Regions from separate parts of the Mus musculus genome. Here region 2 is linked to region 1. A link is a loop called in an ENCODE intact Hi-C map of the cell type or tissue named here. Cell type or tissue: left cerebral cortex. All regions are shown on one strand. Links, peaks and the distances in the headings refer to the core of each region. The heading gives the core; the rest is flanking DNA. Region 1 holds the start of Igsf3 (immunoglobulin superfamily, member 3). Region 2 overlaps Igsf3 (immunoglobulin superfamily, member 3).

Evidence for each region. Peaks named below come from ENCODE experiments on the same cell type or tissue, not always from the same donor. Only the 100,000 strongest peaks of a DNase experiment are listed, where the experiment ranks them.
Region 2: a loop joins it to region 1, with 3 times the contacts of the local background. A loop is called at or near these places in 6 of 42 quality-filtered maps.

What each region holds. Positions count from the first base shown.
Region 1 is chr3:101,364,252-101,380,065 of GRCm38, forward strand. It overlaps Igsf3 (immunoglobulin superfamily, member 3), which reads left to right and starts at 12,874. Exons shown (of 11, transcript NM_207205.2): 1 at 12,874-12,951; 2 at 13,555-14,241. The coding sequence starts at 14,199. In left cerebral cortex, for the core only: a CTCF peak has its summit at 8,236; a DNase peak (open chromatin) is centred at 8,330; H3K4me3 peaks cover 317 bases.
Region 2 is chr3:101,436,292-101,452,105 of GRCm38, forward strand. Igsf3 (immunoglobulin superfamily, member 3) reads left to right here. Exons shown (of 11, transcript NM_207205.2): 7 at 3,084-3,488; 8 at 14,593-15,003. Among named protein-coding and RNA genes, the nearest start is that of Gm40109, 64 kb to the right of the region's middle. In left cerebral cortex, for the core only: a CTCF peak has its summit at 7,141 (motif pointing right); DNase peaks (open chromatin) are centred at 7,209, 8,178 and 12,670; H3K27ac peaks cover 999 bases.

The DNA.
Region 1 (15,814 bases), core at 4,763-12,762:
GAAGAAAGAAGAAAGAAGAAAGAAGAGAGAAGAAAGAAGAAAGAAGAAAGAAGAAGAAGAAAGAAAAAGTTCTAGCTGGGCAGCAGTGACTCACACCACTGGCGAGACAGAAGCAGGCAGATCTCAGTTCTAGGACAGCAAGGGCTGTTACACAGAGAAACTCTGTCTCCAAACACCAAAAAACAAAAATCAAAACAAACAAACAAACAAACAAACAAACAAAAATTCTGAGGCCACAAAACCAATGTTAAAAACCCAGAAAATGATTCTTTAATGATTGACCCTCTGACCCAGCTGAAAGGGTTAGGATTTGCCTCAGAATCAAGCTCTCTCTGACCTGCCCTTCCCCAGTTTTACTACATGCAGGGAGGGACTTTCTCAGGAACTCCTTTGTATGACTGGAAAGCTTTTTCCAGAAGGAGAAAAAAACAAAATGGTAATTAATTGTCTTCTGTCTGCTCTGGAGGAATCTCACTGAATAACCAGGAAAGCCTAAGACTCCCTAGAAAGAGAAGGAAGTCTCTCAGCCCAAGGACCAGTTGCCTAGACCTGCATCTGACTCCGGAGACTGCATCTGCATAATAAGATGACCTTTCTTGTATCCCAGCGTTCAAGCTCAGAAGTTACTTAAGCCTTCACCATCTGGCCCTTGGGGAGACTCAGAGCTTATATGCACTGTGATTTCTTTCTACCTCCTGTTCCTGTTAATGAATTTATATTCCTTTTCTTTCTATTAATCTGTCTATTGTTTATGCATTTCAATGAACCTTTGAGGGGCAGGAGAAACTTTTTTTTTTTACCCTTCCACCAGTGAAATAGAATATCTTAGTTGTTTTAATTTTTTTTTTCCTCTCTGTTTCTGTGATAAAATATCCTGACAGGAGCGGCTTAAGGAAGAAAAGGTCTGTTCTGGGTCCCAGTTCAAGGCATTCCGGTGGAGAAGGCTAAGCCGGAGGAGCTTAAGGCAGCTGGTCACAGCCACAGCGTATCCACAGTCAAGTCACTGAGGGCAACCAATGGCTGCTTGTGTTCGGCTCCCTCTTCCCATTTCACACAGTTCAGGATCCCCTTCCACAGTTATGATGGGTTTTGCACACCAATTAACATAATCAGGATAATCCCAGTCAGGCCTGGTGGAGGGGGCAAATGCCTTTACTTCCAGCACTTGGGAGGGAAACAGAGCCATCTGGGTCTTTGTGAGTTAGTTCAAGGCCAACTTGGTCTATATTTCAAATTCCTGGCTAGCCAGGCTTACACGGTGAGAGAGGGGTAGGAAGGGAGGGGAGAAGGAAGGTCCCTCAGAGGCATGGCTAGAGGCTTGTCTTCTAGCTGTCAATTTGACAGTTAACAGAGAAAGTGTGGTCTGAGTTAACTGTTGAGCATAATGTCACCTGTCTTCATCTGTCCCCTCATATCCTCGCAGAAGGATGGCCAGCTCTGTGGCCCTCTGATTGGTAGCAGTGTATTTGTGTGGTAGGATATCTGACTGCCTCGCTCTGATTCTGTTACTATAAGTCAGCAGCTATGAAAGAAAAGGAAGAAGAAAAAAGGGAGGGGGTGGGCACAACATACATTCATACAGAACTCAGAAGAGGAAAAGATGGAGAAGCTGTTTGAAGGGATGATGTCTTAGGGTCATACGGGTCCTAGTGTACAGTTGAGAAAAAAAAAAGCCACTTGGCAAACAGGGAAGGAACCCTGGTCCCTGCTCTCGTCCTCGTCCTCTGCTTACGGGGCTGCACACATGTCCTGGCATTGTGTTCTTCCTCATTTTCTCCTGGTGACAATGGCCAGCCTCCCAGACAGAGCAAGCGTTCATCAAGCAGCAGCTGTTGAACCTTTGGCACAAATCTCCCCTTGTCCACTCCTCGCCCCAGTGACTCCACTCTCTGTCCTCCATGGCAGGCCTCGGGCAAGATGGGGCTTCATTCAAAATAGCAGGCCTCATTTGTGGTGGAAACCACAAGTGTTTGTGAACCCCTCCACCACGAAGCTAAAATGGCTCTGAGGTAGGTGAGGATGAAAGGAAGGCCGGCTCGCCTGACTGGTGGTCAGGGGAGGCTAGGGGAGTTACTGAGGAATTTCACAAGGCAGCCATGGCTGTAGTAAAGGGTATTTTGGCCCTGCTGTTGATCACACACACACACACACACACACACACACACACACACACACACACACACCAAGTGTGTGTGGGGAGAGAGAGAGAGAGAGAGAGAGAGAGAGAGAGAGACTCACTCACATGTGAAGGAAAAAAATGCATTTGAACAGCTCAGGACCAAGACAGATGGCTGTAGTTGATAGAGTCTGGAGAAAAATAGCATTTCCTGCATTTGGGTTATCATATGAGCGATCGCTAAAAAAATGGCTTTGTTTTGTGCTGGATTCTCTGGGCAATTAATTGTGGAAGATCTGCTGTGAGGTCCCTGCTGAGTTTGAAATACTTGAGACATATTTCACAGATCCGTGGTTACTTCAAGCCTCCCTCCCTCCCTCCCTCCCTCCCACCCTCCCTCCCTCCTTCCCTCCCTCTCTCCTTTGCTCTTCCTCCTCTTCTCTTCTTTTCCGTCCCTCCTGATCCTCTCTGCATTGGCCCCTTCCAATTCTCCTCTGCTTTGCCCTTTCTTTTCCCAGCAATCTTCTTCCTTTTCTGTGGCTCCCCAGCCCCCATCCATAAATAGCAAATCACAAGTAAGTAAAGAGAAGGGGATGCTGAGGGGATCGCTGGGTATTGTGAAAATTACAAGTGACTTTGGGGAAAGCTTGTTGGCATCCACATGGTATCATTTGCACTGTGAACTTAAGGTCCATGTATGGGCTCCTAAGCACCAGGCAGCACTGGAGCCTGGCGGAGGGGGAGGGGGAGGGGGAGGGGAGGGGAGGGGGAGGGGGAGGGTTCCGCTGCCCCTGCTGCCAGTTATTTCCCAAGCCCTCCTGAGACTAGGCTGGGTATGAGATTTGAAGATCCCCAGCACATGGTCCTTCCCAGCTTTGATAGATGAACTAAAGAGAGCGATCAGTAATTAAAGTTCTTTGTACAAGTCAAAACAAAAAGTCTGATCACGAGTGTCTGTGTGAATCACCTCCCACAGCTGCTAAGAAGGAGGGAGTCAGATACTGTGGTCAAGTCATCCAACTTGAAAACTTACAAGATTTCCTTACCCCAGCTATCTAAGCATCATAGAGCCCGGGGGCTAGCGGCCCACTCTATGGTGAAAGTAAGTTCAAGGGCACTCGTTCATGGGATCAGTTAATCATCCCGAATCCATTCTGTAATGCTTCCGTTGAGTGCCTGCATGCTTACACAGCTACCGTGGGCAGTCTCCGACCTCGAGAAACTTATCAGGAAAAACCACATGTTAAACAAAGAGCCTAAGTCAATGGCAAGGCACGGCCCTGGACATCTCTGCCGAGCACAGAGCTGGTGAAGACATGAACTCACTCCGGAAGAAGGGGAGGAGAGGTGGTTTTTTGTTTTTGGTTTTTTTTCCCACCCATAAAAAGGGTGAGAGTTTGCCAAGCTAGTGCCAGCAGCCTCAGAAGGCAACACTCACCTCACAGAATACCTGGCGCGTGCACAGGCATGGCTCAGAAACCACAGCTGACTGGCAACTCCAGTTCATGACAGGCAGAACCAAGAGCATAGGGAAGTTGGGGAGCAACCAAGGAGTCTGGGGAGATGCTCAGAGCCCACTGGAGGAAGCCTGAGTCTTTCCTAAGCATGTGGCAGCCTCAGAGGGTCCTGTCTAAAGGGTGCTTTACAAACGTGTACACCCTGTTGGGGATGGTTCTTTTGGTTTGGTTTGGTTTGAGTCAGGGTCTCAACTGCGTAGCCTAGGCTAACCTAAACTGGCACAGTACTTACTCCAGGCTTGTCCTGAGATAGAATGGAAGACAGTGAGCACTCAAACATAAATCAAGCCTTGCCACATCACGGCTCTGAAGTATCTGATGGTCCTCCCCCCACCCCCACATGCCTCCATCCCCACACAGGACAAAACCCAGAATCCCCCAAGACCCACATGACTTGCCTTTGCCTTCCTCCCATACCTCCCTCCAGCCCCCATCATTCCCACCACTCTAACTTTCTCTAATTGGCCTCTTACCATGAAAGCGCCCCCATCCATCCTAGTAGAGGTTTGTGTTTCTGCAAACATTGTTTGAACTTCTCTTTTTAAAAAAACACGGTCTCACTATATAGCCCCAGATGACCTGGAGCTTGCTGTAGACCAGGCTGACCTTGAACTCAGAGATTCCCTTGCCTCTGCCTCCTGGATGCCACCACATCCAGCTTCGAGATCACCTCTCTTTGCTGACTTGTCATCTCTCTCCCCAGCTAGACTTTACTGATTCATTTGACTAGCATTTGTTGAGCACAGGCTGTGCACTAGCCTTGATTTTCAATGTTGAGCATACCCTGGAGAACCAGGCAAGACAGAACTAGGTACCCCGAGCTTCCATCCTCCTGGGAAGACATAATAAACAGAGAAGCACACAGAAACAGAGTCCCACAGGGATAGAAATCAAGACAGCCATTTTTGTTTCATTTTGTTTTCATTAAGATTTCTATGTTTCTGTATGTGTGTACCTCTGTGCGTCTGTATGCTGCATGCTGTGGGTATCAGTGGAAGCCAGAAGAAGGCATTGGATCCCAGAAGCACAGGTAGCTGTGAATTGCCTGATGTAGGGTTTGGCCCAAACCAAATGTGGGTCCTCTGAAGAGCAGCGGTGCTCATAACTGCTGAGTGATCTCTCCAGCCCCTAGGACTGCCTTCTTAAACACCCCAGGACATAGAGCACTGTTCTCAGGAAACTGAATATTTAGTCTTTCTCCTTTTCAAAAGATGACTGTCTTGCATCTGTGTTATTTACCAGTATTATTGAATTCCTGATGTTTCAACTCCATTGTTGGTTCGCTGCTTCTTTTCCCCTTCTTCAATAGGCAACAACATTTAGGCATGTGAAGGGTTAAGCACACTTGCATGTCATTCTGGAAATATAATCGGCATCTATCATATTACTGTTATGGGAAAATATGCTCCGAGTTCCAAATAATTAACTTGCAAGTGAACTTTGAAACTGTCAGCCAGGCTCATGTATATTTGGGGGAGGTTTTGCCAAAGTCTTTGCACTCTTTTACGGGGAGAGGCAGCATGCCAGCCAAATCAGCCCAGACAGCCCTGGCGATCATGGGGTAACAGATGTCTCAGAAAAATCACCCCATCCAAAGGTTCTGCTAGGCTTTGCACTCAAGGTTGGGATTCTTAGAAATCCCAGACCTGTGCTGATACACCCCCCTGTGTACAAGGAGAGGCATTGTGATCCAAGGTTTTTTCCTTACCAGAGAGACCAAGACAAAATTCTTCAGAGTTCTTCACCTGGACCACGGCATGGCTGAAAGTGGCAGCCAGCATGGGCACTCAGCCCAGCAGCCCTGCGACGCGGAGCAGAGAAAGCTTGGGGATCAGCCAATCTAATGCCGGGAAGTCACTCTTGACATGACAAGCAGCGTGGCGTCTAGCCTACCCGCAGCCTCTAGGGCCTCTCCAGTATTTTAGCAAAGGGAGGAATCTCACAAAGGGAAGAGCTGGGTGTACTAAGGAGGTGATCTAAGGCTGTTAGGTTACAAACAAAACAAAAGAGGATATGCTGAGATTGTGATTCGGGAACGGGGACTGTCTTAGTCAGGGTTTCTATTCCTGCACAAACATCATGACCAAGAAGCAAGTTGGGGAGGAAAGGGTTTATTCAGCTTACATTTCCATACTGCTGTTGATCACCAAAGGATGCAGGACTGGAACTCAAGCAGGTCAGAAAGCAGGAGCTGATGCAGAACCATGGAAAGATGTTCTTTACTGGCTTGCTTCCTCCGGCTTGCTCAGCCTGCTCTCTTATAGAACCCAAGACTACCAGCCCAGAGATGGTCCCACCCACAAGGGGCCTTTCCCCCTTGATCACTAGTTGAGAAAATGCCTTACAGCTGGATCTTGTGGAGGCATTTCCCCAACTGAAGCTCCTTTCTCTGTGATAACTCCAGCCTGTGTCAAATTGACACACAAAACCAGCCAGTACAGGGACCGATCAAATGCTCAATGTTTGAGGCTGGGAGCAAGGATGTTCTCTAGACTATACTTGGGACTAACACTGGCTTTTTTGATTTTTTGGCTCCAGGTGATGCTATGTAACCGAGAGGGCTCCTTAAGTCAAACCAGAGAGGATGTGATTGGCAATCTGTTTTCAGTCTTTCCATTGCTGTAAAATACCTCCTAAGACTACGTGATAAACCAGGCTACGTGATAAACCAGTGGCACACACCTGTAGTGACAATTTTGAAATATCGGTTGCTTTTTTAAAAAAAAAAAACCACAGAAACACTATAAGAATGTGTTTTCCTTTTAATCCCAGGTGTAGGATGTGGGGCTGCTTCAGACTGTCCACAGCAACTCCGATGCTTCATGCTCTAGCAGGGGCGTGAATTTGCCAGCTGCAGACAGTTTTTGCAATTGTGTGACATTTGGAAACCTAGGGACTTTTCAGAGGGTATATAAATGTTAGGGCCCCGAGAGCAGGTAGTGGGTTGGTGGTTGGTTGCTGCTGTTAGAGGTTTAAGAAGTCATGTGTGAAGAAGAAAAGGAGGAGGAGGAGGAGGAGGAGGAGGAGGAGGAGGAGGAGGAGGAAGAGAAGGAGAAGAAAGAATATAAATATCCTGATGTTGAAGATCAAACTTGCCCCAAATCAGCAGGAAGTAGTCTAACGATAACACTGCCTTTTTTCCTTTTTCTCTCCTATCTAGTGTTTGGGGATTGAAAGGGTGGAGAAGGGAGGAAGAAAGAAGAACCCACAAAGTAGCAAAAGACAGCCACATGCACCCTTAATCCCAGCACTCAGGAGGCAGAGCCAGGTGGATTTTTGTGAGTTTGAAGACAGCTTGGTTTATATAGTGAGGCATATACCCCCCACCACTATCAGGGGATAAAAAAGGACTGGATGATTGAAATTTTTTCATTTAGCTTGTGGTTTTGGGGATCTAAGACAGTGGCATTGACATGGGCTTCTGGTGAGGGTCCTGTGACATATGTACGTGTTGACAAAGTAGAGTGGGAGTGGGAACGGGAATGTGCCACAAAGCTTTTGTGGGAGACAGAGCTAGAGGGCAAGCAGCGAGCTTTACGCAGCCTGCTTTCGTTCCTGTGATATGACCCCCTCATAGAAGTGGAGACCCATGATCTAATTACCTCTTCATGGTCCCACAACCTCTCAACAGTATGCCACTGGCAGCCAATTTTCAAGGAATCACATTCAATCCATAGCCAGCACATCCCAATGTTTTGGCCTTTAAAAGTCTTCTGAAGCCAAGTTTCAATCAGCTCTTGAGAAACAGAATCTTCTAGATTGGCCAGGGGACCTGTACTTGTTTTGGTTTTATGAGACAGGGTTTCTCTATGTAGCCCTGGCGCTGACTCTGTAGACCAGGCTGGCTTTGAACTTAGAGATCAGCCTGCCTCTGCCTCTGAATGCTGGGATTAAAGGTGTTCGCCACCACCACCCATTGAACCTATACTTTTAACTGTGTCTGCAGTAGCTCATGCATAGTCAGTTTAAGACTCTCTAGCTAGTATAAGCAACCTCATTTTGCAGAAGTTGGGGTCCAGAGGGTTCTTAGAGCATCACTTAAGTATCAACGTCTGGATGGGAAGCTGGAATTTCTGCCTCTGGGCCCATTGCACATTGGAGGCTGGTCAGTACACGGAAGTATAGAGAATAGTTCGTGAGGCATAGGTTCTTTCCACTCATCAGACCACTAACACTTGCAACCTCACTTGAGGGTGGCTTCTACTGTAGCCCACATTTATAAAGAGGAACCTCGGGCCACAAAGGATAAATAGCTGAGAATGGAGGCTCACACTCGAAATCCTTGCACTTGGGGCATAAGAACTGCTTCAAGTTCGAGGTTAACGTGGACCACGTAGTGAGTTCCAGGAAGTCTGGGATACAGAGTAAGAACCTATCTCAAAACAAAACAAAACAAAACAGCTTGACAAAGAGTTAGGTGTTAATAAACGTGGACCTGGGCACCTGCGTTATCTTTTAGAAGCACTGTTCTCTATCAGGAATGAAAGAAGCAAGCTCAGTTTTGTGGAGAATGGAGAATGTTCTCTCAAAAAAACCAGACTTGCCCTCTGGGATAATCCAGCCATCAGAGCTCCCGGAGGCAAACCTACTCACTTCTGTAACGCTAGGTGGCGCACCCCAGGTTCTGAGCACCCACCTGTGGGCGAAGCCTTTGGGGACTACCCACTCTCTACCCTGGTCTCAAGATATTACAGTCTCCGTGTGTTGGAAGACAGATGGCAGCCAGTGTAAGCTATTCCTAGTCTCATCTCCGGGGATCCTTGTCTGTGTAGGAGGGTAATCACTGAGGAAGGCTGACTTTCGGGAGAACTGTTCGGCACACACGTCGAGCTTCGCTTAGGCTGAGCTGTGTGAGGTAGGAGGCTCTCTGCTCTTTTCACAGGACACTTACTAGCCCATTGAAGAGCAGTCCGCACTAACAGTGGAGGGGTGGGAGGTAGGGGTGGGGGTGGGGCTTAGTCTGTGTCTGCTTATCTTTAAACAAAATGCTTGGCCCCCAACTTTCTTTCATGTGACAGGATGACTTCAGAAGACAACCCTGTATGTTTTTCCTTAAAACTCGAACTTTTTGCTGTTTTAATTTATAATTGATCCTTTTTGATTGTAACGGTCTGTGGATCTGGAAGACGCAAACTTACAGAATCTCTTGGTCATACCTTACCCAATAATAAATTTTGTTCCCCACAGCATTTGATTTAAACACTGGGTCTGTGGGGCAGGCAAGCTTGCAACCTCAGCTACTCAGGAGCCTCAGGCGATTCTAGATCAGAGTGGGTAACCTAGTACCCCTGACTCAAAATCAAAAGGGGTCTGTGGGTATATATCAGTGGTAGAGTACTTGCCTAGTGTGTGGGTGGTGCTATTCAGTCCCCAGGATTGCCAAAGCAACAATGAAGAACACGCTAATTTTCAACTTTGGCTGTTGATACGGTTTAGTGGGCAAGGGGGTTTGCTGCCAGTCCCCATGACCTGAGTGTGACATCCAGAACACACACGGTAGAGGAGAAAAATGGCTCCTATACGTTGTTCTTCGATCTCCACACATGCACACAAAATAATAAACGTTTAAAAGAATTAGAAATCAGGAAGGATTCTAGGAAAGTCTAGAGTTCCTGACTCTCTTGAAGTAGGAAATTCAGGGACCGGGATCCTTCACGTCCAGTGGTTGTCCTTGGTTGAGACTCTTAGGCTCTGTCTTCAGTGTGCCCCATCCCAACTATCCTCGTTACTGTTTTTTTTCATCTGGCTCCATCTGTGTTGAGCTCTCTGATGGAGATGAAGGGGTCTTCCAAGGCTCCAAAGTACCAGCCTTGTTCCAGACCAATTCAGGAGAGGACTGGAAGTTGAATTGTAAAGCGTTGTGAAGCAAGCCACTAATGTGCAGATGGGGGTGGGGCGGTGGATGGATTGGGTGGAGGCTGGGCTGGGGGTGGTGGGGGGATGGGGTGGTTGGTGGTGGCGGCACAGGGTGGATTTCCTGACTGGTCTTCTGGCCCTTCCTTTCTGTTGATGTCTTTGCTTCCCTAAAGACCCTGCCCAGCTCAGTCTTGAACCTGCGGCTGAGCCCCTGGAGGGGCCACCGGGTTCCGACTCACACTAACTTCATCTCATGGCTTCTGAGTCTGGGAGACAAAGGAATTCTTTTAATTGTGCCTTTCTCTCCCTGTCTAGCAGTTAGCACCATTCTCTGCATAGCCCTAGATATGGGACGTAGAAAGAACCCAGGGCTGGGAATCTGCTATGGTGGTGCAGGCCAAAGGCTGAAAGAGAAAGCCACCGGCTGCATCTGGGAAGATGGAGAAGGGAAAACCTGGGAACAGACAAGGGATTATGGAGTGAAAAGGGTCAAGATTGGAGGCCCAGGGAGATGACCCAGGAAACTGAGTTTTGAGAAGGGGTACAGCAGCTTGATAGGGCCAGAGAGCTCTAAAGCTGGCTGATATGGAAGGTTCCTTGATCTCTCTCTCTCTCTCCCTCCTTCCCTCCTTCTCTCTCTCTCTCTCTCTCTCTCTCTCTCTCTCCCCTCCCTCCCCCATCTCTCTCCTCTCCATGTTCAGTTCTTTAGAGAGTGCAATTGAGAGGCTCCCAGACTCCAGCCATCCGTTACAGCTTTCACATGTACTACCCTTAGCCAAGCTCTGACGCTCACCTAACTCACCTGCATCATGTCAGAGGCCTCTGCCTGTCATCTCCCTTCCTCTTCTGTTCCCATGGCTAACCTTTCTCAGTAGCCCATGACCTGAAGTGCTTCCCAGACCGCAAGGTCTTAGGGTCTGTGTTCTCTCTGGGCTTCTCAGATCCCACTCCTCCCAATTCTTCTTCATGCTATGTTAGAAATACTTTTAATTTCAGAACAGGTTAGCTGGCCTAGCACATGCTGTCTCCTCCAGCTGGGACTCTTCCTTCAGACCTTGCCATTTTCTCCTCCTCCCTGACTCTAAAACAGGTTTCTGTTCTAATACCTCTCTGAGAAATCCTCCTTCACCATCCCACCTAGAATAGAACTCCTCTCCCCACCTCACCCACTAGACACACACACACACACACACACACACACACACACTATTCCGTCACCTTACTTTCTTTAGAACACATGTCATTGTGTTATATATTTACTTGTTTCATTGTCTGTGTTTCTCACAAGAAGGTACTAAGAGAACAGAGACATTGCTTCACACATCGATGTTTAGGAAATAAACACAGAGATCCAGTAGGGAAGAGCTGAGAGACACCAGGACCACTGTTGTCTTGGGGTAAAGAGGGAATATGTAACATACAAGAGATTTTTAAAAATACAATACTTTAAATATGTGATAAATATTCAATTTGATATGATAGGCAATATTTATAGTTCAATTACATATGCAGATCAAATTCCAAAAGTTGTTTGGGGATACAGGATAATTACGGGGCAGACTGCCTTCAAGAAATTTACAGCCATGGGGGAGGGGAAAGGACAGATAAAGACTTCACAGTTATCTGGGCCTCCACTGTGGCAAGATCTTCATTGTCTTGTACAATAGAGGTATTGAATTGGGGGGGGGGGGATGAGTGAGTTATCAGTATATTCATTTTGTGTATGGATATGTGTCCATCTAAATGCCCAAGTGTGGAAAACCCAGAGGACAACAACCTCAGGCATGGTCCCTCAAGTATCAGACACATTTTTCTTCTGTTTTGTTTTTAACATGGATTCTGAGAACCAAACTCAGGCCCTCACGATTCCATGGCAGGCGCTTTAGCAAACAAGCCATCTTCCCAGCCCATCAACGCATTCTTTCAGTACAGTGGTCTGCTGTCACTCCGTCCAATAGGATGAAAACACTTTGTAAGCCCCTCTCTGAGCTCTGAAATCCACTGGTGGCGTCTTTGGACATGGCTGTCAGTCAGATAAAGGGCTTGGACCCCTCAAACTCCAACCTTCATCCTTCCGTCTCTGAATCCTGATCTCAGACACTGAGCCTCTCTCACACCCACCTAGACATTCCATGGAGCCCACCCCCTGATTGCCAGGGCCTCTCTGTTCCCATAGCTGCCTGTGTGGTTACTTCTATTTCCTGGATTTTTCAGCCATGATCCACCACAACATCTTTAATATTCCGGGAAAACTCTCCCACCCACCCTCCAATCCTAGGTCAAGTGCTTTTTCTAAAATGGAGCTCTGATTGCTACAGGTCCTTACTCAAACCATTCAGGGGCTTTCTCCTGGGCGTAAGCTTAAAGCCCAGCCCTCCCCCCCCCTTCCGATTTTTTGTTATAACTCTTCCTGTCAGTCTTTCCTCCAGTCTAGTTAGGGTCCCACAGGGCTTTTTCTCATAGGTACTGAATCTTTCTTCTCTGGGCATATAAAGTTATGTTTCCAGGGCCTATCATTGTCCTCTGTACCCCTCCTCCCTTGTTCCGTGGTTTTATACTCCGTTTTCTCTAGGACAAGGCTTCCTGGGCCTTACCCAGCCCAGCACTTCACCCCAGGAACACAGTGTTGGAATGGGTTCATTCCACACCATTTATGTATGGCCTACTGTTAGTGTTCCCAAGTAGATCACAAGTCTGCAAGGGCAGTACGATCCAACCTGCTCCTGTAACGAGTCGTTTTTAGCTCCTTGTGTTTGATAATATTGAGTAAGTATGGTGCCACTTGCATGGATAGCACTGTTAAGAAACTAATGACAGTTCATTTGTAACTGAGTGCTTTTGACATATGAGGCATTCCGCTAAGTGCTTTACAAGAATGACGTGGACACCTCACACAACCCTATTAAGCAGAGCTTATTTACTCTTTGTGACAGATGAGCAGACTGAGGCACAGAGAGGTTAAGCAACACAGAAGCTAAGGCTATGAACCTAGGCTGTCTCTGGGGTCCAGATTATGCTAGAGTGAAGCACAATGTGGAGGTTTGTTATAGAAATAGACTCAAGTCTCCAGCGAAGCGTTTTGCTATTGTTTACCGGGCGAAAGACGCGTCCCCGGGAGCCTGGGCTTTGGGAGGGGCCCTTGGGGCGCGAACCCCAGGTTAACTTTCCATCAGCTCATCCCAGGTGGTCCGCAGCTGCGTGCGGGTGCAGCCAGAGAGCGCCGGGGCGGTGGGCGGGGCGTTCCGGGGGCGTGTCCCCGTGAGGCCACCGCCTTCGCCCTTGCTCGCCTCGCGGGGAGCTGCGGGCCAGGCCGGAGCTGGAGGGCGGGGCCTGGGGCGGGGCGGGAGCAGGACGGCCTGAGCCGCTGCGGGAGGCGAGGAGGAAGCCGTGCGTCTTGGGAGGCGTGCGGGACACAGGACCGGCGAGCGTTCGGTTGCTGGGAGCTGCGGGGCCCCGGGCGAGGTGAGCGCGGGCGGGCGGGCGCGGATCCGGGTTGGGGGCGCGGGGACTGTGGCGTGGCGATCGGCGTCCCGCCCCGGGCCCAAGCCCCTTTCTCCGTCGGAGCCGGATCGCGCCGGGCGGGCTCAGCTTGCCGCAAGCGGAGCCCCGAGCCCCTTTTCGGACCCTTTTCTTTGCCAGTGTCTCAGACTCAACCGCCGGGGAGGTAAAACAATAGCGGGCCACCTGGGACGCGGCGCGCCCCGGCTCCCACGGTCGGCGCCCCGAGTCGCGGCCCCGCGCCAGCCCCGTGGCGACCCGCGCTGCCGAGGGTGGGGCTGCCTGCCGCGCCCCGCTCCGTAAACCGTGACGGGAAAAGCCCGCGAGTGAGAGAGGCATTTGGTGAAAGTGTTTTGAGAACAATCATAATTGCCCTGCTCTGGGCGGGGAAACTGAGGCGTGGGGAACGGAAGGTAAGATTTGTACAAGGTCAGGATGCACACATGGGCTGCCCTCGCCCAGGGAAGGGACCCAGGTGGCTCGGCTGGCCAGTCGGGTGCTTTGGCCTCTCTCGGTTTTGCGGCGGTTGTGTTGGCCTTAGATAAATGTCTGTTGTGTTTGTTTTAGGAATCTGCGGGCTTTTGTGGGACCACTCTCGAGCTATCAAATGCCAGCTTACTTCGTGTGCCCTGGGAGGTTCTGGGGCAGGTGACGGTACCGTGACCTCTCACTATGGATGGAGATGGACTTTTTGATGAAGAAATCCGAAGTGTCTTTACCAATCCGGGTGTTTTGGCTGTCTTGGGTTTTGACAAAACCTGCCTGGTTCCCTTTGGGGGATCCGAATGAGCGATCTCAGACACCTTCACTGCGAAGCCAAGGACATTTCTGTATAATCAGCGCATGAAAGGATTTTCTCAGACTCTTTCCTCCCGTTTTCCTCGAGGATTAATCCACCAGAATCCATAGTTCCGGTGGAGTCTGCAAGGCATATACAATGTGGCAGAAACCTTGAGCGCCTTCGGAATTGCTCTGGCCCCTGCCTTAGGCATAGAGGACTCTATTGCACACGCCACGCCACTCCCCTCCCCTGCCCCCAACTCCCTCCTTCTGACTACTCTGTCTTTGACTGGCTCTCATTTTCCCTGTGAAGTTCTGTTTCCAAACTGTTCCCTGGAGCTATAAGTGGATTGGCAGTAATGAGAGATTAGGCGGTGGGAAAAGCACGGTGCCCTGTGCAGTGTCCTTTTCCTGCTGCCGCTGCCGCCGACATGAAGTGCTTTTTCCCAGTGTTGAGCTGTCTGGCTGTGCTGGGTAAGTGACTGCTTATCAGTTCTATAGCTGTGAAAGTTTAACCCGATCTCATTGCTAATTCCTTGTGGTTCTCTCCCATCAACACAGCATTTTGGGAGGCAGAGGGGGTTAGCCAGAGTGTGACAGAGTGGATTAAAGTACCAAGAGGGTCTGTTTGTTTCCGACCCATCAAGAACGGTGGCATACTGGTTGTCTTTAAGCTGTCCAGGGCCTTTGGGTTAAAGCCCCTCACTTGCAAGGCTGTGGCTTAGGGTTGCTGTGTGGATTGAGGGCTTCCAGTGTCTTTACTTTTGTGTGTGTCTGCATAGGTTCCAGGGAAGTTACAACATATTGGGAACTGTGCTTTCATGAATAATGGTGCTTTTTTTTTGTTGTTGTTTTTGGAGGGGAAAGGTGGGAGTGGGTGGGATGGGGGCTGAAGGGCTGCTTTGTTTTCCCTAAGAAGTCTGTAGGCTAAGTGTGTATTGAAGACACTGGTTCTGTGTCTCCTCACCAAGGAAGTCCAGCTCATAGTCCTTGTGGGAGGTGAAGCTGAAGGCAGGGTGCTGCCTGGCCAGGGGTTGTGTTAGGATCGGTTTTCATGCCCTCAGAGAAAGAAGGCTGAAGTCCCCAAGTAGGAGGGAGAAACCGTGGTCTCAGAAGTGAGCCCCCAGTCCTCTCTGCAGGCCGCCATCCCCTGGTCTCTTCCTGGTATGATGTTGAGCAATCTCCACTATGTATTTTCCAATGCTCTGGTTTCTCCTAAACTCCATAGCTGGCACCTGGTGCCTTCTCACCTCAGACCTCAAGAATGGACACACACCCCCCCTTCTCTGCATTCAGAGAAGTTCCTGCAGCTGGTCGCTCGCGTCTCCATTCTAGGTTTCTTGCACTTACAGGATTTATCCGTGGAGGTTGTCTCTGAATTATCTGCACCCTTATAAAAGTTAACAGGCATCCGGAATGAGGATGGACTTTAGTCTTGAATTCCCATCTCAGCTTCATCTTGATTCACATGTGAGTCCCAGTAAGACATCCCAAGTCTGCATTTAAGGGATGTAAACTATCCTAAAAAAGAAAAAAAAGAAAAAAAAAATCTTGATTGCTTCGCAACATGTTTGAAACTCCAACCAGTGCGCTCATTCGGAGGTGCTCACACTTAGGCACAGGTTGGTATCTTTAAGGCATCTTAAAAAAATCTTTGGCAACCACCTCAGAGCAGTGAATCCAAATTCCCTGGGTTGTGAGTTCATTAGTGGCAGCCCTTCCCTGCCCAGCACATATGCACAGGCACACGTGTGTGGCTGGCTGTGCAGTTAGTCGGTTTGTCCTGTTGTTAGGTGGCAGAATCTCCATGTCTCCTGTGTGCTCAGGTGAAGGAAGTTAGGAGCCAGGCTTCTCTTGGCCAGCCTCTTTATGAGACTATATTTATATGTGTTGTACAGTATTTGTCACAGTGTCTCAGCTTGAATCAGCAGTTGGTGATTCATGGAGATTGAAAAGGACACAAACTGGGAAAGCCCCACCCCCGCACCGCACTTCCCAGGCTTGGCTGTGTGATTGAGGGTGGGGCTCCGGGCAGAAGGAGCCACCA
Region 2 (15,814 bases), core at 5,005-13,004, 72 kb after region 1:
GAGGGGAGTGACTGGGTACAGGAACAAGTCTCTCCAGTTCACAGGGTGTCTTGCCCAGCTGCTCACAGCTCAGCCCTGCAAAAGTGTGGCTGAACAGGATGGAGATCCCATTGCCAATGATACAGCATTTGGCCCACGCCTACCTGACTCTTAGCACTCAGCTCGGTTGTTCCGTTTAGGCCTGTGTTTTTATCTCCTCCCCTGTAAAGCCCCCACTTAAGAAAAACATTTCCTCATTTGCCAGGGAGTGAAGATACCTTGAGGTTTGCTAAAACCAAGTAATGTTAGATTTGCTGCTCACAGGCTATCCAAAGAGGTTTCTGCTCCTGTTATCTGCCAGATGCAATCAGCCCATTACATTCTAAAAGACCAGCCTGCTACTTTGCTGGGAAGATAACTTATTATGTCAAGCCTTCTATTTGTCAGGAAGCTTTGTCAGTCTCCATTCGCCCAGACTCTGTCACCACCTTCCCTCAGATAGGGCTGGCGGTGCTGTCGCCTGCCTAATAAAGATGGCAGCCCAGGGTAGATCTGCCCAAGACCTCGTCAGTGTTCTCCCTTCCAAGATTGGGTTGCTTTTGCTTAATTCCCAAATGTCTGTTTTCAAATGCATGGTGGTAAAAACATTATCCACGTGCTGTTTAAACCCCCCACCCCATGCCAGAGCTTCCCTCCAGCTGCTTCACAAAGGGGTAAGTCGCACACCACTGTTAAAGAAATCCTTGAGCTTTTCAGGGTAACAAGGTGTTGCCCCCAAGCAAGGCATGCAGTAAAAACAAAGAAGAACAAGCATGCAAACGGTAAGAAAACAGCTCCGGACCCCTGGTGTTCCGTTATGGCACCCATTTGGTTAGACTGGCTTGCTGTTGAGGACTTGGGACGGACATGGTGTCATGTAAATCCAGATGCAGCCTCTGTATCCTCCCCCACATCATTGCGATTATATCTGCTTCCTGAAAGCTTAGTACCAAAGAAGGGCTTGCCTTGTGTAGTCATTAGGCAGCTCAGATTCCTGTTCCTAGAAACTCCCTCCAGTGTTGAACATAGTCCCTGTGCCTGTGCTTGGCGCTGCTGTGGACCCAGGCAGGGGAACTTGGGAGATGGCTCTGAGATACGCTGCATATGGTTTTTCCCCATCCTGGGAGGTTAGGGGTACCCAGGGAAGGGTGATTCGGGGTTGTTTCCCTGGAAGTAATTTTACGGTTTCAGATTATCTGTCCTTGGCGTATTCTTAAATTCCATGCGTGTCTGGCAGCTTCCACAGCCAGGACGTGCTGAGTAGCACTCCTCTGGGACCCTGAGGTTAGCTCTGCTCACCTGACCCCCTCTCCATTGCCTCTGGAACTAGGAGCAAGGTTGTCTCACTAGTCCTAATCTATTGTCTACAGTAAGCAATGAACACTCACGAGTTTCTGGATTGCTTCTATTAGGCATGGATCCCCTCAGCGGTGACAGCTATGTGGATGAACTAATAGGCCACAGACTGTGACTGTGGAGGGACACCTTGGCCATGTGCAGTCTGGTCTGTGTCCACTTATGTAAAGTCAGGGATACCCAGTGCAGGGCCTGTCCCTGGTGTCCCTGATCTGTACGAAACTTTTGGCACATGTACCACACACTACTGACCATCACGGCCACACAGGGCTACTCTCTCTTCATTTTTTTGAATTGAAGATCCAGAGAGTTCAGCAAAATGTGCCAACTTATTCTCTAATAATTCCCCTGGGAAATACAGAAGATTAATGTTTTGTCCTCTTTGTTTCTTAAACTGTATTTTCTAGACTACATATAATGCACCACACACTCATTTAACCTTCACAAGAACTCTTTACAGAAAGGAAAACATAGGCAGAGTGGACTTAGAGCATTTGTTTAATACAGTGATTCTCAACCTGTGACTCACGACTCCCACAGAGGTCACATAATCTGATATCTTGTGTGTCAGATAGTTATATTGTGTTTCATAACAGTAGCAAAATTACAGTTACAAAGTAGCAACAAAATAATTTTAGGGTTTGGAACACCACAACATGAGGAATTGTATTAAGGAGTTGCTGCATTAGGAAGGTGAAGGACCACTGGTTTAGTGTCATAGAACTAGTAGGTGTCTCGAGACGAAGGTGACGGCTGGGAGTTGATGCCTTTAACCAGACTGATGGTTCCCCTGGGCAAAGCAGCCCCAGGCGGGGCCTAGAGTGAGGTGCACAGGGATAGGTCTGTAGCCTGACTCTACCATTTGCTATACTTAACATCAGGCAATTTTTTTGCCTTCTCTGTACACTGCAAAAGGGATAACAAGCCTGCCTGTTTGACCTACAAGTGTTGACTTAGTAAGAGGGGATGAAAGCAGAGCCTCCAACACTAGGTTTGGCATGTAGCATTCGCACATCCCAGCCACTATTACTTTTATGATCATAGCCAGTGTGCTCATCCACACTGAAGGGGCTGTGAATCAGAGGTCAGAACGCTCGCTCCCCAGTCAGTAAGAACTATTCTCACTGAGACTTCAGGGCTCTGAGTTTAAGGGTAATGCCTCACCCCAGGTATCCATCCACTAAAGACTAGGCTTTCCTGTTGTATGTCCCTTAAAACCTATCTAAACCCGGATTTTGTTGGGGAATTTGAGGAGGGGCTGGCAGCGTCCCCATCTGCCTGTTTCAGGATGCCATGCGCTAGAAGACCAGGGACAGGCATCTGGGTGTTGGGTGCGTGCAGTGAAGGAACTTGGCTTTTTGGAACCTTTTTTTCCCTCTTGTTTTTGCACAGAATTCTGGGATTGCTAGGAGAGAGGTTCTGGTGTCTTACCCTGGAGCAGGATGTACTGTGAACCCACACAGGATCTCAGGTCTCATGGGAAGGAGCGGACCTGGGTTATTCAGAGCCTGGACCCGTGAAGTCTTAGGAACTGTTGTGTTGGGCCTCAACACAAACCCAAAGTAATAGCTTCTTTGTGACAAGAAGGCTTAAGAACTCCCCAGCCTCTGCTCTGACTGCTGGCTTTGCCAGTGGGCCCATATTTGATAGCACACTGTCCCAGAAACGCCAGATGCTGTCCCTGGTTCATGTCTCTGCTCTCCCTACAGAAACGGGCTTTGCAGTCACAGCTATCTCCCGGACACCAGGGGTCACCTACAGCGACTCCTTTGACTTGCAGTGCATCATCAAACCCCACTACCCGGCCAGAGTCCCCGTGTCTGTGACATGGAGGTTCCAGCCAGTGGGCACAGTGGAGTTCCATGACCTGGTGACCTTCACACGAGATGGAGGGGTTCAGTGGGGGGACAAGTCATCCACTTTCCGAACTCGGACTGCCATTGAGAAGGCTGAGTCCAGCAACAATGTCCGCCTGAGCATCAGCCGGGCCAGTGACACAGAGGCAGGCAAGTACCAGTGCGTGGCAGAGCTGTGGCGAAGGAATTACAACAATACATGGACAAGGCTGGCGGAGAGGACGTCCAACCTGCTGGAGATTCGGGTGCTGCAGCCAGGTGGGTGCTCAGCTCAGGCTCCAGGGCCTCTCAGGGCCCATGTGTGTCTGCACAGCATAGTAAGGCACATGGGTGTGTGCTTACACTCTCCAGTAGGCCTGTGAGGATGCATGCCTATGTATTGGGAGACATAGGGTGTGTTCTTAAATGACACAGAGAGACTTGAGGATGTCTACTTATGTGATCTCATTAGACTCAGGGACGTGCGCTCGTAGGACACAAGGAGGCATACAAGGATGCATGCTTATGTGTTATGAGACGTGTATTTATATGACACGAGATACAGTGCATATTCCTACCTGACACAGTATAATATGAGAGCATGTTCTTCCATGATACATGAGACATGTCTGCTTATGTGGCATGGTAAGACATGAAGGGTATATGCTTGCATGACTGGAGGCCTCTGGTGAGGGCATTCATAAACGCTCTAGCTAATGACCCTATGAACAGGACATTGTCCCACCCAACCACAACACCATTGTCACACTCAGGAATTTAGCATTGGTATAGTCTCATTACCCACAATCCCCCATTCGATCAGCAATGTGCACCCCACCCAACCACTCAAGGGCGCCAACAACAACTCCAAGGAGACTTCAATTAGAGATCACACAGCACTTTGAGTTGTTCTGTCTCTTGTTTAGATAAAGGAACTCAGAGGAGAAAGGACAAACAGTTGCATTTGTTGTGTCTTTGGCCTCCATGGGCAAGATCAGCTATTTGATTAGAATTCACATTCCCTGGAAGAATTAAAGGGTAGCCTTAGGTCACGAGGCTGGTCTTTGGAGGATACATGGGGCCAGTCTTTGCCTGCCTCAGATCCTATCATGTGGGCTGAGTTTGAATCTCTATTTCTTGTGGAAGCTGAGTGGCCCAGAAGGTGCTGATTTGGGGACCAGTCTGCAGTGGAGGTTCCTTCAGACACCTTCATCAGCCAGCGTGTTGATTAAGCCTTACAGAGAGTTTTTGTTTTCTTTTGTTTTGTTTTTGTTTCTCCTGTCTTTCTGACCCACCCACTTTGCATTGCAGACACTTTGAGCACCCGTCCTCCTATCCTAGCAGCAGTGATTAGTGCCCAGCCTGGTTGCTTCCGAGGGCCCCTGACAGGGAAGTTCTCACCAGTGTCTGAGGTCATCCTTCCCCTCGCCTGACCCTGTCACAGAAGCCTTTTCTGTACCCCATTGGGAACAAATGGGATTTAGAAATGTTGAGACTCTTATCTGGCCAATTAGAGCGGAATTGGGCCAACAGGATGCTAGAGAAGAGGCCGTTCTTAAGTGGGTGTTCAGGTTAATGGGGGGTTAAGCGGAGACCCCATTTTATGTCAGCACTTGGGGAAGATGCAGCTCCCCGCCGGCTGCCTTATGGAGTCGATCCTTGGGATGGTAGCTGCATTTCTGTTGTCTGTCACTCAAGGTCAGGGTTCTGGCAGAAGTACCTGTCACATGGCTTTACAGCTTGGGAAGGTAGCAGAGACCATGCATGACCCCTAGACCTTGCTTGTCATTGCCCTGCTGAATAAGTTCCTACTGTTTGCTTGTTTCTGTTACCACTCCGAATCGAAGGCTGGAGCCCTGAAGCACACGTGCACAGCTAGTTCATTAAGGTGCTCCTTGTTTGGATCCTGACTCAAATTCATGATGGCAATTTCAGGCACCGTGAGCCCTGACAAAGGCTAGTTAAATGGTAGAGCCCAGATTCCTTTGATTTTTACTTCTGCCCTTTCCATCATCTTATTGGCTTTCATACTGCAGAGTTAGGACTGTCTTCCTGTGTCATGCTCAGGGAATGGAGGGGTCTAGGGAGGGGCAGGTCCCACTTTGCAAACTTGGACTGCCATTGAGAAGGCTGAATCCAGCAACGGCATCTGCCTGAGCATCCCCCTGACTTTGAGACTATGTGCGGTTTTACTGGGTGGTGAGTATGAGTGGAGGTTAGCACTGGGAACTTTGAGCATCTGCTGCTGCCTTCCGGAGGCTGCTGGGCCTGCTTGCAAATGATCATCACACCAGAGCTTGTTGGCTGTTGACTTTCTCTCACTGAAGGTGGGAGGGGTCAGGAAGGATCATGGAACCCTGCCCTGAGAATCCCCATCCCGCCACCGCCCGCAACTAGTTGTATTGCAGTTGGGCATTAATTACAAGTAGCCCATGAACAGCGTAGAGTATATACGTGGCCAAAAGACTTAGGAGAGTGGACTCCATTTACACAGCTGTGGTAAAGCCACCATCCCTGCTAGGTGCAGATCTTCCCATGTGGCTACTCCAAGGTCATGTTCTCGCTATTGACCCCTTGCCTATTGCTCTGTCAGTAAGCCGAATAAAACCATTGGCTCTTCCAGGCAAACTGTGGTAGAATTGGATTCTGGTTTGTTTGGGGGACCTTAAGGGAGTGAGATGTTGTATTGTCTTTCCTATGGTGAGAGGCCTGGCAGTAGCCATCACGAGGCCTGCTCTTATGGGTGGCCAGTAACACATGTCCTGGCCCTTGGAAAATGGGAAGAGCAAAGGAAAGCCGTTTGACTCCCAGCACGGCTGAGGCACAAGGGAGAGTGCGCTCCCTAAGTGTTACTCTGTCTTGTGCTAATTATTTATGCACTCAAAACCGAATATGTTCCAAAGAGCTTTCTCTAAAATGCACGGCTAGTGCAGGTGCTTTCGTCTGGGGGAAGGGAGACTGAGTGCTGGAGACAGTGTTGGGTTCTTGGAGTGTGTTATCTCCCTAACTCTTTGCAGTAACACCCCAAGTAGAAGAAGGAATGTAGCTATCACCTGATAGTAAACAGTCAAACATCGCCCCCCAACTCCACCACCATTAGCGGTGAGTGGGAGATTGGAATCCAAACCCAGGCATGCTTTAATGAAAAGTGCTGGTAGTGGGGAGACTTTGCCCTTCTTTTTGAAACCGTGTAATCTCATCTTATTCTTCTGCATTCGACCCAGGACATCTCTTATGGAACATGTTTTCCCTGGTGTGCCGGAGCCTCAGCTGTGGTAGAATTTAACGTAACAGTAGCAATGTGTGGCTGTCTGCAGTGTAAATGCCTTACTTCTGATAACTTAACTTGATTTTTCCTTAATCCATGCAGGGTCAATGGGTGTGTGGTGCCTGACGCAGCTTACAGATGGGGACTCTGCCACCCAGGGTGAATAAGTTGCCCAATGATTCATGATGAGTGGCAGAGCCAGGATTCAAGTCCAAACAGGCGGTCTGGCTCCAGAGCTAAAATTTTAATTTTATTATATACTCTGTAGACAGTGAGCCAAAGTTTTACTGACTTACGCTTTCTTCTCTCCCTAGTAGCCTATGGTACAGTGTGTATATGCATGCGTGTTAGAGTGTGTGTGTGTGTGTGTGTGTGTGTGTGTGTGTGTGTGTGTGTGTGTGGAGAGAGGGAGAGGGAGGGAGAGAGAGATGGAATGAAGGGCTTGGTGTATGCAAGCAAGCATTCTCCTCCTGGGGTGCCAGGCACCAGGCATTTTCCTTGAGTGGACACTCTGGTTTGTGGTCTGGGTTCCCTGAGTCTTGGTTTTGTAGCATTAAGGCCACAAAGCATTTGGAGCTTCGTTGAGGCATAAGTTGTTAAAGATGAAACCAAATATCTACCTCTTTTGGGTTCCTTTATTTCTTCTAACTTCTGCCACAAGGTGGCTCTAGGACCAGGGAAAAGCAGGGCAAGCCTCCTCAGTCCCACCCTCCCTGTGGAGCCTGCCTCTCCAAGCCTGGTTTAGCATCTTCCCCTAATGAATATCTTAGTGAATGTTCTTATCTGAGGAGAATCACCAGGGAGCCCAGGCTCCGGTGACTAGCTCAGAGCCCAGGCACCAGTGACTAGCTCAGACCATTTACCATCGGCTTCCACTGCTGCAAAGAAGGCCTTTGTCCCTGTTCCATTCCATTCTGTGCGGCCTGTACCCAGACTGCTTTCTGCCAGAGCCACTGGTGGGGACTGCAGCGTGGCTGTTCTCTCCATTAAGCTCTCTGGTTAGCTGGCGTGGGCGCCTTGCCATCAGAAGTGACTTGCCGCGGATTTATCATTGGCTACTTCCAATCCATAAGCATGCCATGGATCCTAGGATCCCCAAGGCGATCGATCCATAGTTAGCCTCCCTTTCTTCCCTTGATTTAGTCTGGTCCTACCCCATACTATGACCCCATGGAGCACTGAGGCAAGACTTGGTCAGTTTGAGGTGTTCCATTCTCGTTCAGTTTTTTCTTTTAGTTGTGAAGCATCATCTTGCTTCCTTCTGAGTTTCTTCAGTTCCAAAAAACACCCTCCAATTTCACATGGCTAAATACAGAAGCAGTAAGGGAAATGTCAGCACTCACTTTGCAAATGTTTACGACTATCCCTCGGTCTAGCTATTAAATATTGTGCATTAAAATTGACAAAGCAATAAACAAGCCTCCAGGCAGGCAGCGTCCGGTGGTAGAAGGCTGCTTGTCAGTGGGTGTATTCTGCTGGGATCAGACTGATGGGCAGTCGGAATGAATATTTAATGCCCTCTGCATGTTGCCAAATCTGTTTGCTTCATGTTCTCTGCTGACCTGGCAGATTGGGCTAGCCGAGAGTCTTGGGTATGTGAGCATGGGCTGTCCTGACCAGAGAAGTGGCCCTGCATTCTCCCTGGGCAGCCTGGGTTCTCCTTCCAACCCACGCAACTTCTGCCTGCCTGGTGTCTATGCAGGGCTGGGCAAGCCTGAGTGAACAAGCCCTTAGAGAAGGTCTCAGCCCTCCATTCGTGCTTCAGCCTTGTTGCCATGGTGGCAGCAGGTGTCTGCCCGATGTCAGTTACTGGCGGCAGTCAGTCAGGGTCACTGCTCTGTCAGCATAAAGGTTGGGCAGGGTAGGGTGTGCCTGGGCTTCTCTCAGTTTGCTCTTTTACTTCCCAACCCTTGCCGATTTCCCTCTGCCACCTGCCCCTGCCCCTGCCACCTGCCCCTGCGGGCATGTTTAAGCACCTGCTGGCATGGTAGGTGTGGGTGTGTCACTGCAGGCGTGGGTGTGGCACACAGGACTTCACCGTGGACTGTGGATGGGAAAAGGGTTAGACCTTCCAGAATGGAGGTTGAACCAACACCGGGAATGGATGTGTGTGAGCCAGGAGGGCCCCGGTTCATTTTTGTTAAAGGTGAGGGTGAGCCACATGGCCTGGTGGGAGTCCAAGTCTACCAGATCACTGGCTCTGTGACTGAGAAAGAATCATTCTGAAATTGGGAGTAATATTTACTTGATAGGAGTAGTGAGGAGCATATAGTTAATATGTGTGAAGCGCTTATGGTAGAAGATAAGACAGAGCACCCTAACCTGGGGAATTGGGCTTTGGTCATGTGAGGCTAATATACCTTTTTAAAAAGTATTTCTTTCTATTTTTAGCTATGCATGTATGTCTGTGTGTGTGCACATAGGAATGCAGGTACTTGGAGAGTCTAGAGGATGGCATCAGACTGGAACTGGGGTGGTTGTGAGCTGCCTGACCCTTGCTGAGAACTGAACACCTCTGCACGAGCAATTCACACTCTCAGGTGCTGAGCTGCCTCTCCAGTCTTGTGCACTCAGTTTTAAATGGCAGATTAAATTTCAGTGTGTATTTACTATCCTGAAATTAAATAAAACCGAATGCAACATTTCTAGTCACATAATCTTTAAACACCATCAGCTCTCCCACCCCCCTGGGGCACTTTTTGGTTTTTTATTTTCATTTGGTTTTGTTGGCCTCAAACCCACAGTCCCCCTGCCTCAGACTCCCAAGCTCTAGAATTATAGGCGTGTGCCACCACACCTGGCTAGGATAGTGACAAGGGACTCAGTCATGGCCGGCTGGAAGGGCTGTGACTGCTGCCCTCAACTGCAGAGTGACAGCCATTCCGAAGAGTGGCTGAAGAAGATAAAGACAAGGTCTCTAATGGTTGGCCCTATATATTAAAAACAGGAAGAAGAAGAAAAGAAAAATGGGTGCTGTGTTTACTAGAAAAGCGAAGTAGACTCCAGGCTCAAAGGCACAATTCTCATGAAGGTTATTTGAAAGTCACAGAGGACACAGGACAAAGCTTTATTGGAAAGGATTTGAGACACTACCTACCTCCTACTCCCTAAACCAATGTAAAAATCAAAAGACCTTGTGCCTCCGGGTTCCTGTGATGATGTAGGATTGTATTTGAGGGGGACAGGGATGGGGGCATTGTCTGCCCTGTGGAGGGAGAACAGATGTCCCAGGGACAGGCTCTCAGCTTGGAAGTGACCACCCTCTTGCTTGCCCTTTAGAAAGATCTCCTTGGCTAGACAGAGGCTGGAAGACTTGTCTTCAGGCTGCGGTCTGGGGAAGAGCTTATTAGGGACTGGGTAGGTAGGTCCTGGCCATGTAGAGGGAGAAGAACAGGAACATGGGCACTTCAAGTGCAGTGACTTCATGAGTGATGGGTACATTTTTCTGCTTGCTTCCCAGAGTGTACATGCATGTATATGTGTGCATTTTGAGTGAGGGGTGTCCCCAGAGCTCCCCATTGTCCCCTAATCTTCTGGTTGACCTGATTCCTTGAACTTGAAAGATCTTATCTGCCCCAGCCACTGGCTTCCTCCATCCCTGACATTCCCGTTAGATGTTTGAAAAAGAGTCTCCCTTCCTTCTCTTCATTCTTTCCTGATCTCTCCTTGACTCTCTTCTGCTCTTCCCTTGCTCTCTTGCATTGAATCCACCACACACAAGAGCCTGCAGGCTCTCAAACCCACAGGTCACTGGGAGTCATCTCTTACCCCCATTTCTCACCCAGTATAATTCTAACTTGCCAGGTAGCTGTGCCATCCACCAAATATTCCCTAAGAGCCACAGTGGGCAGAGTCAAGAACTGGTCCCGCCCCCAGTCTTGGCCACTTCCCTTTCTGACATCATCCACCACACCTGAGAATCTGGCCTTGTTGCCTGCTCTGGGTGATCTCTTCCTTTTGTTCTTCATCTGTTGGACCCCAGCTCATTCATTTTTCAGAGCCCAGCTCAGGGATCACAGCTTTTTGCAAGGTTCTCTCTCTTTTATCACAGTCGGAATTAATGACCCCTCTTTTAAAAGATTAATTGGGTTTTTAATTCAATCACCTATTAGTTAATGTGATTAGCAATGATTGGTTCATAGTTCTTTTGCCCAGGCATTTGCAAAACGAGGAGTCCTTTTAAAAGTGGCCTTTGATGTAAGGCAGTTATGGCTGAGTTTAAGGAGATTCATTTACTGAAAGAGTAAGTGCCTTCTGCATGAGCAGTGCACACATGAACCCATCCAGAGGGTGGGTAGGTGGGCTAGGGAAGCAGCTGCTGCTCTCTGCCGCTGAGCCCCTCATTCCACTGTCTTTCCTCCATGTAGCCCACTTCTGCCTCATAGCAGAGCAGCCTTTACCAGACTGACTGACTGTCTTAGCTTTGATCCAAAGCCTGGGCAGAGAACTAACTGTCCAGCTGCAGCAAGAAAGGGCATCCCCTCAAATGATGGGAGCTTCTGAGAAGGCAGATGCTGCAGTGTCCATGGACTGTACGGGCCAGCATTGCCGTCTAGCCTGCCTGGCCCTCCTCCTGCCTCCTGCTGTACGAGGGAGGGATTCACCAAGCCTACCTTTGTGTATCTTTGCTTACTTTCTCCTCTGCATTCATTGACTCTCCAAGTTTGTGTGCTGAGCAGCCACACCCAGGGCTTCCCTGGCGGAAGGCAAGTCTGGATCTCCATTGACCTTGTTCTATTGAGATTGTGATGCAGTAGGTCTGAGAGTCTGTCTCTAAGAAATTCACCCAGTGGGTCTCATGCTGCTGATCCATACTGCTTAGGATTTTTTTTTATTAATACTTTATGTATATGGGTGTTTTGCTTGCATGTATGTCTGTATACTTTGTGTGTCTGGTGTCAGAAGAGGGTATTTATTGGATACCCTGGACCTGGAGTTACAGACAGTTGTGAGCCTCCATGTGGCTGCTGGCAATTGAACTTAGACCTTCTGGAAGAACAGCCAGTGCTCTTAACCACTGAGCTGTTTCTGCTGACCTAGAATATATTTTATTCTATTTGATTTATTTATTCTGTGTATGTATGCATGTATGGAGGAAGTCGGTATGTGACATAGCACACACGTGGAGGTTAGAGGACAACTGTTGGGAGTCAGCTTTCTCCTTCCTTGGGTCCCTGTGATTTGAACTCAGGTCTCCAGGCATGGCAGCAAACACCTTATCCTCTGAGCCATCTTGATGGCTCTGTCTACAATACTTTTAAAAAGTTGGGGGGGGGGCGGCTGTGATTGGATATAAAGTAAATAAAACAATTATAAAAACTTTAGTTGTGTCAGGTATGAACACTCGGGAGGCAGAGGCAGACACGTCTCTGTGAGTTCAAGGCCAGCCTGGTCTACAAAGCAAGTCTAGGACATCCAGGGATTGTTACACAGAGAAACCCTGTCTTGAAAAACAAAAAGAAAAAAGAAAAGAAAAAGGAAGAAATTGAGTTGCCACTATGTTTGTCAATGTCTCACCTACTGTGAGTTTTGAACTCGGAACCACAAATACAAACCAAAAGGGATTGAGGAGAGCTAAAACTAACTGTTGTTCAGGGTCCACTCGGCCTCCCACTAAACTCCTCTGGAGCTAATGCATTTGGTCTGCAGGGCACTCTGGGTGCATTAGATCCACACTTTGCCGTTCTGGTTTGCAGATGAAAACACTGGTCTTTCGGAAAGTCCAGGTTCTCCTAAGGGGGAGGGAGCCGAAGCTCGCAGATGTACCTTGCCCAGGGCAATGCTGAGACAGGCTTGTGAGTGCTTCCTAATGAGCTGTGGGGCCTCCTGCCTCCCCCTGGCTTCCGGGTGTGTCTTCCCTTACCACACTCCCCCCCCCCCCCAAAGGAGAGGACATGCAGAGCTTATAGTAAGAGCTGACCCCCTGCCTACATGTCAGATTTCAAAAGTATCTCTCTCTCAGGCTTCCCAATACTTCATAATATTTTGACATGGGATGGCTAAAAAAGAGATAGAAGAAGAAGAAACTGGAAATGCTTTGAAATATTTCTCCTCCTTGGCTTGTGGCTCTTTAACCATGTGACTGAGTAGAAGTTGAGTCATAGCATCCCAGTTTAACATATGCAGTTACTATAGCAATTGAGGTTTCCTTAGTAACAGTTGCAAAAAATAATCTGGCCCCAATTAATAATACATTTTAAAGCTCTTTCTACTCTACACAGAACAACCCAGTTCATCTGGCCGAGCACCAGATGATTCAGGAGGTGCCGTCTGGACTGACTGAGATCCCGTTTGCAGGTGGAGCATTGGGTTGGAACAGGATGAAAAGGGAACAGGTAGCTTCAGGCTCACAGGAGTCCACTCAGGAAAGCTGACCAGCAGGCCAGGGCCAGTCCAGCCTCTAGGATTCCCAGTGTGCCCTGACAGTCCTTGTGGTTAAAGAAGAGGGAAAGTGGAGAGACTGGCTGGTACCAACAGATGGAAATGGAGCATGGGCCGTGGCTGATCTGATGTGATGTGTTCTCTGTGGCTGGAGGTCTTGTGTGTGAATTCTGAAGTCCTCCATGAGGGGAAAGTCTGCCTCAGCAACACGAGACAGGTCCTCAGAGGTGCTTTTGTAGTAGTGGTGTTGACTGTGGGACCCTGTTATGCCTTCTCGCTAAAGCTTTAAAACCATCCTGAACGTTCGTCTGTGTGCTACTGGGCACACCGAGGAGCAGTCTGTGGCTGTCAAATGCTCTTCTTCCTTACACATGGGTCTCAGCCCTGCAAGCCTTTAACAAAGCAGGCCAGCTAACTGGCCAGAATCTCAGGACACAACCGGGGGGCCCAGTCACACACCTGGATAGTTTCTGCACATTCCAGAGGCAGACTCCATCCAGTCTTAAGGAAGCAAGGGCTCTCAGCAGGGCCTGGAGGTGGGCTCCACCAATTGGCAGAAGCCCTCGCTATGGGACCTGTACCATACCCTGGGTTTTCCTCAGCTGGCAAGGTGGCTCAGAATTAAGATATGAAGAGAGGGGGCGGGGGTGGACTGCTGTTCTCAATACCAGCTCATTAAGAGAATTGCCTTCTCCTTTCTTCTCTGGTTAGTAGGGAACACAGGGAAGTATAATGATATATAGAGGAAGATTCTCCAGTAATCTCCAACAACATGCATTTTACTTGGGTTTGGCTTCTTGGCAACTCAAAGATGAGCATCTGCTCTGTTACAAGACCGGCAGCCTATGGAATTTGCTCTCTATTATTATTATCTGGAGTTGGCCATCCCTGTTGCTTCTGGACTGTGATAGTAAGGGGAGGGAGCTGGTGCTGGCTCTGCTCTGTCCATCACTGCCCTCATTGCTTCAGGACCTGGACTGGCCTCCTGTACCTGCCTGCTCCCACATCTCCATATCGGAGCAAACACCGAGGGGGACCTTTGCTGCTTTCCAAAGCCTGGGCACTGGGCTAGGCTCTGCAGAATAGGAGTGAGAAAGTCCACTGGCAGTGAGCACTCTGAGGCTGCAGCTGTCCCACTCTCAGGGTGTCCCCCTGAGCAGGGGATGATGGGAAATATCAGCTGCCTGCATGGAAAAGCTTCATCTCTGTTCCTGGGAGCTCGGGGTCTAAGGGAGAGGAGAGACAGGGAGGAGCCAGGTGTCAGAGAGCACCAAGGGAGGAATGGGAGACGGACAGAGATTGAGTGGAGAGCAGGGTCTGGCAGAGAAGACAGAACAATGGGGACTGTGGCCAGGGTTCAGGGTAAAGTGTGTAGGTCGGGGGAGCAGAGGAGCAGAGGGCAAGTCCTAGGAGATGAGCCAAGACAGTTGAGCAAGGGCCAGGCTCTGAGGGGCTTCTTGCTGTCCAAATGAATTCTTATTTAGATTGCACAGACAGTGGGGAGCCGTTGAGCATTTTAAACAAGGTCAAGCTCTGGGCAGATTGGTGTCTTGACTGGGTGCGGGCAGTGGCACAGGGAGAGTGGACAGGGCATGGGATGTGACAGCAGGCCAGTTGGTGTGGTTATCTAACACTGGGGGAGAGGTTTTGGGGCATGCTCATTCACGCTCTGTTCCCTGCTGGACAGCTCGAGTCTTCAGCCTAGACCTCTTATGTCACTCCTTCCCTTCACAGTGACAAAGCTCCAGGTGAGCAAGTCGAAGAGAACGCTCACCCTGGTGGAAAACCGGGCAATTCAGCTGAACTGCTCAGTCAAGTCCCAGACCAGCCCGAACTCGCACTTCGCCGTGCTGTGGTATGTTCACAAACCCTCGGACGCGGACGGCAAGCTCATCCTCAAAACCACGCACAGCTCGGCCTTCGAGTACGGGACCTACGCCGAGGAGGAGGGCCTGCGAGGCCGGCTGCAGTTCGAGAGGCATGTGTCGGGGGGCCTGTTCAGCCTCACTGTGCAGCGAGCCGAGGTCAGCGACAGCGGTAGCTACTACTGCCACGTGGAGGAGTGGCTGCTGAGTCCCAACTATGCCTGGTACAAGCTGGCCGAGGAGGTTTCAGGGCGCACAGAGGTCACTGTGAAGCAGCCAGGTAAGAATGGAAGGTGTGGCCGTCATGGGTTTCTTACAAACTCTAGGGCTTGGAGAGCTCTGTACACACACACACACACACACACACACACACACACACACACACACACACACTGCACCCCACACAAGAATGGAAGGTGTGGCCGTCATGGGTTTCTTACAAACTCTAGGGCTTGGAGAGCTCTGTACACACACACACACACACACACACACACACACACACACACACACTGCACCCCACATGCATGCACGCACTGAGGCGCACACACAGACTGCCACAGAGATAACGTGAGTATGGTTGCAGGTGCGTCAACTGTAAACTCTGGTGCCCTGAAGGCCTGTTACTGGACCTGCTTTGGTCCTGATACTCACGAGGCTCAGCACCATTGTCCCCTCTCTCATGGGAACATCTTCAGTGAGCTTCCGAGGGCAGCTGAGGCCTCCAAAGTGCAGGTGACATCCAGGACCGAGAGCTGATTGATCTGCAAACCTCAGTCCTGCGGTTGGCAGCCCTGGCTTGCTTCCTCCCGGAGCTCCAGCCCCCAGAACAATACATGACAAACCTGCTTATTTCATCCCTAGTATAGAAAGGCTGTGCCCCTCACACCTTCTGCTCTTAAATTAACATGGCTTCTGAATTCTTGTAGGGTGGCCTTCACTGCACTGTCCACCCTCTTCCTTCATGTGTCCTGTGTGTATTGTACACATCTGTGCTTCCTTAAGGGGCAGGAACACATTTGCTTCTGTGGTCCCTCGTGCCTGTGATGAGCCCCTTGTGCCATTTCTCCTGTCCTCCTTGCATCACCAAGACT